3 separate regions of the Mus musculus genome follow, and all the other regions are linked to region 2. A link is a contact called in ENCODE Hi-C or POLR2A ChIA-PET data. All regions are on one chromosome and are shown on one strand. Each heading gives the region's core, a stretch centred on a gene start or an enhancer-like site at or near the end of the contact. The rest is flanking DNA. Distances are from core to core; before and after follow the strand shown. Region 1 holds the start of Zfp382 (zinc finger protein 382). Region 2 holds the start of Zfp146 (zinc finger protein 146). Region 3 holds the start of Polr2i (polymerase (RNA) II (DNA directed) polypeptide I).

Evidence for each region. Hi-C counts contacts between places; a loop is a spot of excess contacts on that map. ChIA-PET counts read pairs that join two places held with the same protein, here RNA polymerase II (POLR2A).
Region 1: a map of heart shows a loop between it and region 2 (4-fold over the local background). The contact joins the promoter of Zfp382 here to the promoter of Zfp146 in region 2. A Hi-C loop is called at or near these places in 5 of 37 maps with a recorded cell type or tissue (gastrocnemius, heart and left cerebral cortex). POLR2A ChIA-PET finds 5 or more read pairs at or near these places in 2 of 5 experiments (Patski and embryonic stem cell).
Region 3: POLR2A ChIA-PET joins it to region 2 with 16 read pairs in Patski. The contact joins the promoter of Polr2i here to the promoter of Zfp146 in region 2. POLR2A ChIA-PET finds 5 or more read pairs at or near these places in 2 of 5 experiments (Patski and embryonic stem cell).

What each region holds. Positions count from the first base shown.
Region 1 is chr7:30,120,190-30,124,294 of GRCm38, forward strand. It overlaps Zfp382 (zinc finger protein 382), which reads left to right and starts at 1,743. Exons shown (of 5, transcript NM_001081007.2): 1 at 1,743-1,887. The coding sequence starts at 1,845.
Region 2 is chr7:30,168,433-30,172,884 of GRCm38, forward strand. It overlaps Zfp146 (zinc finger protein 146), which reads right to left and starts at 1,309. Exons shown (of 2, transcript NM_011980.4): 1 at 1,227-1,309. Gm5113 (predicted gene 5113) reads left to right here and starts at 1,443. Exons shown (of 3, transcript NR_157376.1): 1 at 1,443-1,782.
Region 3 is chr7:30,229,765-30,233,602 of GRCm38, forward strand. Polr2i (polymerase (RNA) II (DNA directed) polypeptide I) reads left to right here and starts at 2,310. Exons shown (of 6, transcript NM_027259.1): 1 at 2,310-2,640; 2 at 2,718-2,772; 3 at 2,986-3,059; 4 at 3,143-3,217; 5 at 3,303-3,354; 6 at 3,521-3,623. The coding sequence starts at 2,582. The coding sequence ends at 3,583. Tbcb (tubulin folding cofactor B) reads right to left here and starts at 2,433. Exons shown (of 6, transcript NM_025548.4): 1 at 1,816-2,433; 2 at 1,362-1,505. The coding sequence starts at 1,929. It overlaps Ovol3 (ovo like zinc finger 3), which reads right to left. Exons shown (of 4, transcript NM_001289817.1): 4 at 3,533-3,838. The coding sequence ends at 3,675.

The sequences.
Region 1 (4,105 bases), core at 493-2,992, 48 kb before region 2:
AGAGAGAGAGAGAGAGAGAGACTTAGACTGCAGGCTGGAAAGCAATCTTGGGTGCCACATTTCTGGAGCTGTTCATCCTGGGGTTTTGAGACAGGGTCTGTCACCGCATCTTGGAGACTCAGCTAGGCTGGCTGGTTAGTGAAACACAGGGATATTCTTGTCTGCCCTTCCAGCACTGGGGTTATAGGCACCATGTCATATACAACTTTCTCTGTGGGTCTAGGATTGAACTCTGGTCCTCATGTTTGGGCATAGCAGTTTGGTGCCAAACAATATTTATAGGGTTAAAAGTTTAAATATTTAGGACAACTTGTGTTATTAAATATTTTTCTCAGTGAAACTACTAAATCGGGGGTGGGGGTGGGGGGACGGGTGACCATAGTAAAACCTGTATATATTTAAAGCACTTTTTGTTTTTGTTTTGTTTTGTTTGTTTTTGGTTTTTTGAGACAGGGTTTCTCTGTGTAGCCTTGGCTGTCCTGGAACTCACTCTGTAGACCAGGCTGGCCTCGAACTCAGAAATCCACCTGCCTCTGCCTCCCAAGTGTTGGGATTAAAGGCATGTGCCACCACTGGCCAGCCTTAGCAATTTTTTTTTTCCTAAAGTATTGGGAAAGAAATCTATTTTGAACAACGTGAGGAAATGGGTTGAAAAATTGACAGAGTCCTGCACTAAGAACAGAGCGAATCAGCTACAAAGTCTAGTACATTTTAAAAATCGCATTTCATCAATACAATAACCTTTTTGATAGTAGGGTTTTCCTTCACAAGAAAATCATACAATTGAGATTAAGTAGCACTTTCAGATGGAACAGTATTTGGTCCAAAATAGAATCAATCGGTGTGGCTTCGTCTATGGAATAACTGATTAATGCATCATATTGGATATAAATCCTTGGAAAATTATTAATGACACATAACTTCTAAAACAATCTTTGGAATCCTATCCTTAGAACTTCAATATCCTATCTTCGCTTGCACTTCAATCTGGGGGGGGGGGGGACGACGACGACGACTCCCATTGTGAGATCTCCATACAAGGCTGTGTGGTTTTTAAACCTGAATCGTCGTTCTAGGTTTCAAATACCAACTTTCTCCTTAATAGCCAAGTCACTCCACGCTGTGTAGTCTGGCAATGTCACCGGTGAGGCGACAGAGGCAGTGACAGAAACCTCAGCACACATTCCAAGAAATCATGGAACTTTTCATTGCCATCCCTTTACCCTCACCTCCCTGTCGGAGGAAGAGAAACCTTATGCGTTCTCTGAATTACCCTTGGGAAAGACATTGCGTACAGACTGAACAAGAATGCAACAGAGGCCACCCCTCGCGCTTTTCGACAGTTACAAGACATAATTCTCAGCCTAGGGTGGTCAAAATGAAATTCTACCAAACTCAGAAGTCAAAGGGGGTGGGGGCTGCGTCGGTCCCAATAGGATCAAAGCACAGTGCTGTCACAAGATCAATTGGTCACAGTATGGGATCGCAAACCGCTCGGTCCGCGTTCAATCACCCAAACCTAATCAGAATCAGTCTCAGAGCTCCCCTGTGGGCACACCCCACACTGACGCAGCCATGCACTCCCGCGCGCGGCCACAGACCGTAGCAGGCAGCTGACTCCCACCCGCCCCAGCCAAGGGGACGCTGGTGCAAGCGCGGGGCGAGGGAGAGGCGCGCGCGGCAACTAACGGGCCGCCCCGGAGGCTCCTGGGAGAGCGAGCCCCCGGCGTGAGTGCGCAGGCGTAGACGGCTGAGCGGAGGCGGGGCGGTTCGAGACGTTGGGAGAGGCTGAGGACCGCAGTGGATGCTCCGGATCTGGAGGGCGACCGAGAGATCGAATCCAGATGGGAAGACCGGGGAGGAAACCGAGAGGCCGAGCCAGGCCTGGTAATTTTGGGGAGGAAGAAGGTTAAGGAAGCGGGACCGGGACACTCAACGGCTGCACAGGGCCTCGGGTGTGGCCCGTGGGCGTGACACCGAGGATGACTGCCGGTGACCCGAAGGGGTAGTTTTCGTGTTAAACTCGAGGACACTCTGTCGCTGGGAACAGGTCCCTGGGCATCACGAGCGTTGCGTGTGAGGATGTGGGGAGCATGTTGTGGTTTGGCTCCCTCAGCTCATCCTGATTATTTGGGGGCGGGAGGGAGAGCCATAAAGTGATCGCGATCTTCTTGGATGTGAAAGCTGGATGGCGGGATTTTGCTTAGGGTTATAGCGGCCTGCGTCTATTTTTAGATTGGGTATGACTCCTGTAGGAGATTGGAGAATTGAAAGTGATTTGTGAACGTGATTGTGAGTGATTTTGCCTGGAATTCTATCATGTTCTGTCCTCGTGAATGACATGTGAAGCAGTAGGTTGATTTTTCTGAAGGATGTTTGAAAGGTTATCACTAAGCACACGTGTGTGTTCTTCTGTAATTTCTCATAATTTTGTGTGTGTATTTTTTTGGGGGGGGATTTTTTTCCCCCGAGACAGGCTGTCCTGGAAATCGCTTTGCAGACCAGGCTGGTCTCAAACTCAGAGATTCACCTGTCTCTGCCCTCTGCCCTCTGCCCCCTGCCCCCTGCCCTCTGCCCTCTCCCCCCGCCCCCCCCCGCCCCCTCGCCCCCCCGCCCCCCGCCCCCCCGCTGTGATTTAAAGGCATGTGCCTCCACCACCTGGCTTGTAGTACCGTTAATATTTAAATGGTTGAGGTATGCTGTGCGATCACGTATGTGTAATTTTTTTTTTAGACAGGTTCATTATCTATACCAAGTTGCCTCTGAACTCTCTCGTAGCACAGGGTGGCCTAAAACTTGGCAGTGATTCCCCCTACTTTAACCTCCCAACTGCTGGGATTCCGTGTGGTGTGTGCACCACCAAGCCTGGAAGTTATGTACTATTTGATTATCAGATTAGTACCAGCAAGCCTGCTTGAGAAAAATTTGAAGTAGTAACTTAGCAAATATAAAGATACTAATGTTGGAATGGAATAGGTAAGATTTTCATAATTCCCCGTGGTGAGGCCAATAACCTGGGATCAGGATGGTAAATAGGAAGTTTTGAGATGAAAGGTGTTGCATGGGAGCCTGCAGGAAGAGTAGCACTTTCCACACATAAATACCACGTTCTGCACATCTGTGGAAGTGGATTTTTCTGTTCCTAAAATTATTTTTAAAAGTACGCTTTTACTTCTAAGACCAGTCTCATTCCTGGTAATTAAAATAACCATGACACCAGAATATTCACTGTTGCAGTCAGCACTGGAGACTGTACTTAACCAAATGGGATCCCGAGTGATTCATTTGTTTTCTGTGTCCATATCTATAGTACTAAAATGTGTTACGCAGCAGCTCCTGAAATAACTATTAATAATATATAATACGTTATATATGCTATGTATACATAGCATGTATATGTAACTATAACATATATTACATATGATATAAGCATATCATATGTAAGTAATACTTATGTAGTATGCATATATAATTATGTTTCCTTTTTAAAGATTTATTTATTTTCATGTGCATGTGTTTTGCCTGTATAAATGTACTGTACCATGTGTGTGCCCGGCAGCCACGGAGGTCAGAAGAGGGTGTCCCCCTTAGTGCTGGAGTCACCAATGTCTATGAGCTACGGTCTGGTTGCTGGGAACTGAACCTGGGTCCTCTGCAAAAGCAGCAAGTGCTCTGACCCACTGAGCATCTCTCAGCCCCTATGTTTCTTAAGTAGTGTGATATAAGCAAGTCAGTAAGGGGAGGAGATGGAAAGTAGAAAATCCAGATATTTTCAAGCTGGGGGGAAATGCCACATGTGAGTGGGTCTTTTGAAGCATATGGAGAAATATGTGATAAAGATGGCACTTGCTATTAGTTGAGGAGATATTGATTAATAATGTGAGACATTGCCGCAGACCTTCCGGGTCCCTGTGTCTGCGTGGAACGGGGTCTCTTGACGCGGGTGGGCAAAGCGTGGATGAATGACAGACAGACACACACGCAGGAGAGTTTGTGTGGAATCTGAATGTAATTTTTCAAATCGAACATCAGACTTTTTATGCAGAAGACAACAAGGTAGTTGGGTGACATACCCACAAGGTACAAATGAGGTAACCGGATGCTT
Region 2 (4,452 bases), core at 59-2,558:
GCTTCAGTGATATTTAAAAAACTACTTTTGTTTCGTTTTTTTGTTTTTTGTTTTTACAATGTATCAACTAGTGGCAGCTATTCATAAATTTGAAAGCTACCCACTTGCAAATCTTAATCAGGTACTGCTTAACTTTTACCATTAGGAGAAAAGCCAAAGCTGCGGATGTCTTTAATGACTGCCACAGCAGGGAGAAGTAGTTTTTCACATGTGCTACACAATTCACAGAACTGTACTCGTGAAGGAGTTATGACATCTACGATATAGCACAGTAATCACTAAGTTTTTTTCAAAAAACTAAAAACATGGACCAGTGAGAGAGCTTGGGGGGGGGGGTGTGCAAAGGCGCTTTGCTTCCAAGGCTGACAACCTGGATTCCGACCCTAAACCCACATGATGGAGGACAGAACCGACTGTGGCAAGCATGCCCACACAAATAAATGTATATATATATATATATATATATATATGCTTTAAATGAGGAACTGTGCCTAACCTAAATCTAAATTAGACCCCTTAATCCTGGGTTTTTAGTGAAATGACGCTCTTCAAACCGAAACTCGAATTTGCCTAACAGCTCTATTAAAGTACCTCAAAAATCAGAAATGAAGTCTATGGCTGGCACCCCCGGGACAAACAATTCCAAACCAAATGTTTCCTTAATTAAGCATGACAGAGTAATCTGTATTCTACCTCCATTCATAAACAACCGCGTTTTAGTACACAGATCGTCTTTTAAAATCTAAACATGTTTACTAAGGCTTTCTGCACATATCACGAAATGCATTTGCGTATAAAACTCACCATCAATAAATACAGTTTTAAAAGTATTTAACCCTTAGCTTCATCCCACCTTTCAAGTAATCAAATAAAACGGATGCTCTTCGGGAAGATGGCCCCGTTATAATTATCAGCACTTTCGACTCGGGAACTACCGCGCAGACGTGATACTTCAACATGGGTCTCCTCATTGCCTCGTGAAGCATAGCCACCCACAATCCTACACCCAGCTCCACACCCACTCAATCATTCCAAATAGTGGGTCAAACTTTGCAGTCAAATTCGGTCTCAAACGCTCAAGCTTTCCTCAGAGGCCCCCACCTCCGCCTTCACCAAGATCCAATGCTCTTCAGCCCACTCCCTGAACCCCGCGCTACACCTCCAAAGATCGGAAACACTGCCCTCCAACCTCCCGAACCCACCGACCCAGGACGCCCAGATCCCACCTCCTACTTTGGCGCCACGTGGACACGACGGCCGTGCTGACCCGCGGACAAAGACCAAAATGTCCACTCGCTGCCCCTGCGTCTGCGCACTCAGGGAGTGAGTGAGCACTCCCAGAAGTCTCCGCGACATCTCAGGGCTTGTTCACTGAAGCCTAGCCAGGCTGTTGTCTATTATCAGCAATACTGCTTTTACGACTTTGGACTACACTTCCCACAAGGCACTGCGGGTTGCTTATCCGTCTCCCACGCACAAACCTGGCCGCCTCTTGTGATTTGGGGTTTCTTAGAGTAGATTGTTGTCACTTGGACCCAAATAAGCTCACGCCTGGTAAGATGTTTGGAGTGGGGACTTCCTCTTTGGTACTTCACGGGCGGCGTCTCAATAATACACTGAGCCCAGACCCCAAGGTGAAAGGACACCATCTTTGTCCGGGGCTGATGTGGCTATGGACTACGTTTCCCAGAGTCCATAGCGAGCTGACATTGTAGCTCAACTTTGATGAAACCTTTACCTTTGGCTGAAGCAGGATGCGCGCGCCTTCTACTGAGACCCAAGGTAAATGGTCTGGGGAGTACTGAACGGGGGTGGGGAACAGGCGTGTCCTGAACGGGGTTGTGCACGCTGAAGCAGGACTGGGCTGCGGGATTCTAATTGTGGTTTTGATTGTGGTGGTGACCGGTTGTCAGTGCTTACAAGTAGTGTGCTGTTGTAATCACCTGTCTCCAAGGTGTATATCTGATTGTTGCTGTGCAAACATATGTGATGTTATGTGTTCCGGGATCTTGTGGTTGTGGAAGTGGTATCCCGTGGTCCTGTAGTGTGTTGTGTGCTCGATAACCTTTATTCCTGGGGTTGTGTGGATATAGTTGTAGCTGTGACTGTGTATCTCTGGGTTAAGTGACCTTGTGTAGTACTGTGTGCAGTGTTCTGTGTCCGTGGCTCTGCGTCGGCAGTGCGTGAGTATCCTTGTGTTCTTGGAGAGAAGGGAGAAAGAAGGAGGAGGACTTTGTGACAGTGTGTAATACTGTGTGTATGCGGGTGTGGACTATCTTTGCTAAAGAGTGACTGGCCCCTGAGTGAATGTTCAGTTATGGCTGGATGATGCAGAGTACTGTGCCTTCTGCGTGCCACCATGTGTGATTGTGACTATGTAAGGAGGACCTTTAGGGATGTTAGGGAAGTGATTGTACCACAGTGGCAAGCAAACTGACTGGGATGCCTAGGTGGGTAAAGTTCTTGTGGCACAAGTCAGTTGTCATACTGTGTTTGTAATTATCCTGTAATCCAAGCTCCTACAGAATTCAGAGACAAGCATTTCCAAAACCTCTCAGATGAACTAGCTGGGAGTGTGTAGCAGTGATCAGACTACAAGGTAGAAGGCTAGAACCAACACCCAAGACTCTACTCTGCCCTCCACAAAAATGGCATTGCACACACATACCTGAATATGTGCACACACACAAAGTTAAAAAAATTATTTCTAGGGCTGGAGAGATGACTCAGTGGTTAAGAGGACTGGCTGGACTTCCAGAGGACCAGGTTTCAGCACCCATGTGGCAGCTCACAGCTGTCTGTAACTCTTGTTCCAGGGGATCCGACTCCCTCATACAAGCATACATGCAGGCAAAACACCAATGTACATACAATAAAAATAAAATAAATTATTAAAAATTTGTTTCTTAGAAAGTGAAGAGTTGGTGTGTGGATGTTTTCATGTGACATATCTTGCAGCAGCCAAATGTAGTGGGTCTGTGACTACTGTTTTGGCCCCAGCAGGTGCCGTAAAGTTTGGGCAGATTCTGGCCCTGGACAATAGTGACCTCAGTTTTACAAGGTGACACTGAGTTTGGACTGAGTGCCCAGCCATGTCTGACCTCCATCCCCTGAACACCAGGATAGAAGAACAGCTATCCAAAAGTACCCTGCTCACTCATGTTTCCTTTCTTCCAACCCTTTTCTAAGAGGATGATGCTGAGCCAAGACTATACAGCTCAGTAGTTAACTATTGACTGTCCAAAGCCAAATTCAAAAAGCATCCCATTTTATTCTCCTTTCCCTGAACCTTTTTTTTTTTTTTTTTTTTTTTTTGAGGGAGGAGAGGGTTTTTTTCATGAAAGGGTGTCTTGGTTAGGGTTCTACTGCTGTGAACAGGCACCAAGGCAACTCTTATAAGGACAATATTTCATAGGGCTGGCTTACAGGTTCAAAGGTTCAATCCATTATCATTAAGGTGGGGAGCTGGGTGGTAGTGGCGCACACCTTTAATCTCAGCACTTGGGAGGCAGAGGCAGGCAGATTTCTGAGTTCGAGGCCAGCCTGGTCTACAAAGTGAATTCCAGGACAGCCAAGGCTATACAGAGAAACCCTGTCTCAAAAAAAACCAAAAGCCAAAACAAAACAAAAACAAGGTGGGGGCATGGCAGCATCCAGGCAGGCATGGTGCAGGAGGAGCTGAAAGTTCTACATCATCTTCTGAAGGCTGCTTAGAGAAGACTGACTTCCAGGCAGCTAGGATGAGGGTATTAAAGCCAACACACACAGTGACACACCTACACCAACAAGGCCACACCTACTCCAACAAGGCCACACTACCAAAGAACAAGTGCTATTCCCTGGGCCAAACATATTCAAACCACCATACAGGGTCTCTCTGTGTAGCCTTGGCTATCCTGGAACTAACTCTGTAGACTGGGCTGGCTTCAAACAGAGAACTAACTCTGTGTGTGTGTGTGTGTGTGTGTGTGTGTGTGTGTGTGTGTGTGTGTGTGTTTGCACGTGATCTGTGAGCCTCTGTAATACAGCCCTAGCATTCCCTCTGTTACCGAAGATCATTAGTTATTCTAGTGATTTAAATACACTCTGTCTGGAGCCATTTCCACCTGTATCTCTTGTTCTTTTATTTTCTTCCCATGGTGGGACCGGGCAGGCAAGCACAAGATTCTTGCTATGTTACCCAGGCCTGAGATCTCAGATTCAGAACTGAGCTTGTCTATCAGTCTGTCAGTGTACTGGGGGCTTAACTCCTACTTTTCCAGGACTCTATTTATCCGGAAGAAGTCAGAGTAGATCAGAATGGCACGGCCCATCAGGTAGCTTGAAAGTTCATTTTATTTATGTGTTTGTTTGTTTTGGCTTTTTGAGACAGGGTTTCTCTGTGTAGAGTCTGGAACTCCCTCTGTAGATCTGAAACTCACAGAGATCTGCCTGTCCCTGCCTCCCAAGTGC
Region 3 (3,838 bases), core at 1,060-3,559, 62 kb after region 2:
TTAAGAATACCATCTGCTCTTGCGGAGGACCCATGTTTGGTTCTTAGCACCACAGGGCAGCTCACACCACTTGTAATTCCAGTTCTAGTGTCCATTCCAGACTCCATGCATATACACGCCCACAGGCCAAAACCCCATACACATTCAGCCAAACAGATAAATCTTAAAAGAACAAAAAGAGGAAGGATAGAAGGACAGCTGTAGTGAGATGGTTCAGGGAGACAGAGATGGTGGCTCCTGTACTAAACCTGGTTCTCTGAGTGAGCCAGAGGACCACAGTGGGAGGAGAAAAACAATTGTTGACCTCCAAGCATGCGGTCATACCCATGTGTTTGCACCATGGCACATAATAAATATAAATGAAACAAAAAAAAAGAAAAATTAATTATTGACACTTGTAATTTTTTTCCTGTTCTCACAATCAAACTTAGGCCTTGTATTTGCTAAACGGTCTCTCTTTCATTATTTTGAGTGTCTGTGTGTCGGTCTGAGGACACCGTGGAATTGTTCTCTCTTCCCTTTGCGTGGGTCCAGGGACTAAACTCAAGTTGACAGCCTCCATGACCAGCCTCTGACTTTTTTTTTTTTTTTTTTTTTTGTTGTTGTTGTTGTTGTTTTTCGAGACAGGATTTCTCTGTATAGCCCTGGCTGTCCTGGAACTCACTTTGTAGACCAGGCTGTCCTCGAACTCAGAAATCCGCCTGCCTCTGCCTCCCAAGTGCTGGGATTAAAGGCGTGTGCCACCTTTTTAGTTTTTCATTTTTAACAGAGTCCCACTGCTTCTCTTAGGCTTGCCTCCTAACTCCTCCTGAATGCTGAGATTACAGGTGTGTTGGGCCCACCATAGGCCACGGTGGTGGATGACACCTTCAGTAAAGATTTGGAAAAAGGAATGGACAGAGTTTAGCAGGGAGGGAATGAGTAGGGAAGGTGGGGAGAGGCTGAGGGCAGAATGATGTGAGCTGATACACACAGAGGCCTTCTGTGTTCTTGCTGCTCTCAATCGGGCCAGAACTTGATGGCTCACCTCAGTTCTTTACAGTGTTATACTTTTGTCCTCTCCATGGAACATTCTCTAGATATCAGCTCAAATACCCATTCCTCAAGGAAGCCTCTTCAGATATCCCCAGGTAAAGCCTGGTACCTCTGATGAATTTCCCGTGAGCTCCCTCCCCCTAAGCCAGTTCAGACAACTCTGGTTTGTCACTGTCTACTGAATGTCTGCTTCTGACCAGGCTGAACTGGGGCTTCCATGTGGCTAGAGCCTATACTGGTTATCACACTGGGCAAAACATGGTATTTGTTGAAGAAATAAATTAGTGAATGAATGTGGGGCGGGTCCCGGGAAAGGGTGTCCTCACATGGATGCGACAGCCGTCATCCACAGGATAGGAGCCCAGCAGTGCATCCTCCTGATCCAACTTGCTGTAGAACTTGTCGTCTGCTCCATATAGCTCCAGTTCCATGCAGGAAGCAGGGCTGCCCACCACCAGCTCCAGTTTACACTGCAGTAAAGAGGCAAGATGAGGAGAAAGGCTGTCAGAGGCCTCATCTTCAGACTTTGATCAACAAACAAGTTCCAAAAAGACCCACCTTGGACCAGTTCCTTCTGGACCCGCCCCCTCGGCTCTCTGGAGTGTCTGATTTTTCCCGGGTCCTGCCCCTACTCGGTGGACTCTGTTCTCCGGGGCTCCCAGGCCTGGGAGGCTGGCTGTCAGTCTCTGCAACCTTCCCTCCAGGTTCGCCCACTAGTTTTCAGCCCCCTACTCCCTTTTCTTTGCCCCGCCCCTCCGGACCCCGCCCCCACGGCCACACCTTGAACTCTGCGATGGTGAGGCTACGACTGTATCGCTTCTCCGAACGGAAGCTGTTGAGGGAGCTGCTGATGAAAACCATCACGGTGGGCGCCGATATCCCCGTCACCTCCATCTCGCTGCGCCCCGGAGTGGCCCGCGGTGCGGTTCAGCCGTCTCACACCGGCTCCGCAGTGGCCGCCGCTGCTTCTGGGATATAGGTCCCGCCCCTTGTTCTGGAGCTGACCAATGCAAGTTCTCCACCTAACATGGCCAGCCAATCGCTGCTGTTCTTTCTCCACGGACAGGCGGATTCTCGGGTACGTCCAACCAATCCCGAGAGGCCTTCCGTGCACGGGAAGCAGGAGAGGAGGGCGGGAGGAGGCCGAAGCCGGGAAGAATGGCTGGAGTTGTCCCGGTCCGCCGAGTGTAAGTTCGGCGCATGTGCACTGGCCTTGGGCCAAGAAGAGAGCAGCGGATTCTCTCGTTCACGCTCAGCGCCTTGCGGATGACATCGCGCATCATAGTCCCAGCCCTTGTCCTAGATCCATTCCACTCGGAGTTGGGAAGCAGGTTCCGAAATCGGGAGTGAGTAGCAGAGGGTATCAAAGGATCGACGCAAGCCGTCAGCCAGACATCCATAAAAAAAAAAATAAAAAAAATAAAAAAATAAGGAACCCGCGCATGCGCGCAGCATCGCCCTAGTTTGGTGCAGCTTCGGTGTGCGACCCTTCCCGCGTTCCGTAGCGCGCCCGCGCAAGCGCAGAAGGCTCAGCAGCCCAGTCGCTATGGAACCCGACGGGACGTACGAGCCTGGCTTCGTGGGTATTCGGTTCTGCCAGGAATGGTGAGGCCCGGGCAGTAGGTGTGGGAAGGCAGTGAGGACTGGCTCCAGGGCTGACCTCTGACCTCCCCTCCCCACAGTAATAACATGCTGTACCCCAAGGAGGACAAGGAAAATCGCATTCTGCTGTACGCGGTGAGTACCGGCAACCCTCTCGCCCGCGGGTTCACGCCTTCCCTGCGCGCTCCCTGCTGGCTCCCCCACGCTTTCGCCTCTTGACTACCCCTCAGCACACCCTCTCTCCCATGTTGTCCATGCCCTCCTTGGGAACACCCTGCCTTCCTGTCCAGTCTTGTTGGAGATCTGATCTGTTTGTGACACTCCTCCCACATGCTCTCCCGTCTGCAGTGCCGGAATTGCGATTACCAGCAGGAAGCCGACAACAGCTGCATCTACGTCAACAAAATCACGCACGAAGTGGAGTGAGTGGCGGGACCTCGCTTGGGGCACGGGTCACCTCTTAGGACACCCGGCCTGACCGCTAATTACTTCCCTATGCCTGCAGCGAGCTGACCCAGATCATCGCAGACGTGTCCCAGGACCCCACGTTGCCCCGGACGGAGGACCACCCGTGCCAGAAGTGAGTACGCAGCTGGCATAGGGAAAGAGGAGTGGCTGTGCACAGAGAGGTCTTTCGCGGTTTAGTAACTGAACCATTCCCTCAGGTGTGGCCACAAGGAGGCAGTGTTCTTTCAGTCACACAGTGCCCGAGCTGAGGTGAGTGGCGGCTGGGTGCTTGGGGGGGTAGGGGTGGGGGGGACACGCCAGTTTTGGGTTGATCCTGTTTACTCAAATCAAGATTGGGAAAGTTTCTTTGATCGTTTCTTTTGGTCCTCACACTATCCTCTGGGTCCAGACCCTGACTGAACGTTCTTATTGCTAGGACGCCATGCGCCTGTACTATGTTTGCACTGCCCCACACTGCGGCCACCGCTGGACTGAGTGATCGTTCCTTCTTCCACCTGTAATAAATGCCAGTTTCTACACTAGTGTTTCCCGTGTTTATTTCTCTCGTGGGTAGGGAGCAGCCAGTCTTATCAGGTCGTGCGGTGTAGGGTGCGGTGCTGCGCATAAGCATCCGGCCGAGAGCTGGTGAAGCCACAGTCTTCACACACGTGCAGCTTCTCCCTGCGCTCCCGGTAAGCGTAGCTGGCTGGCTGCCCGTGCACCTTGGCAAGGTGAGCTTCCAGGGAACAGCGCT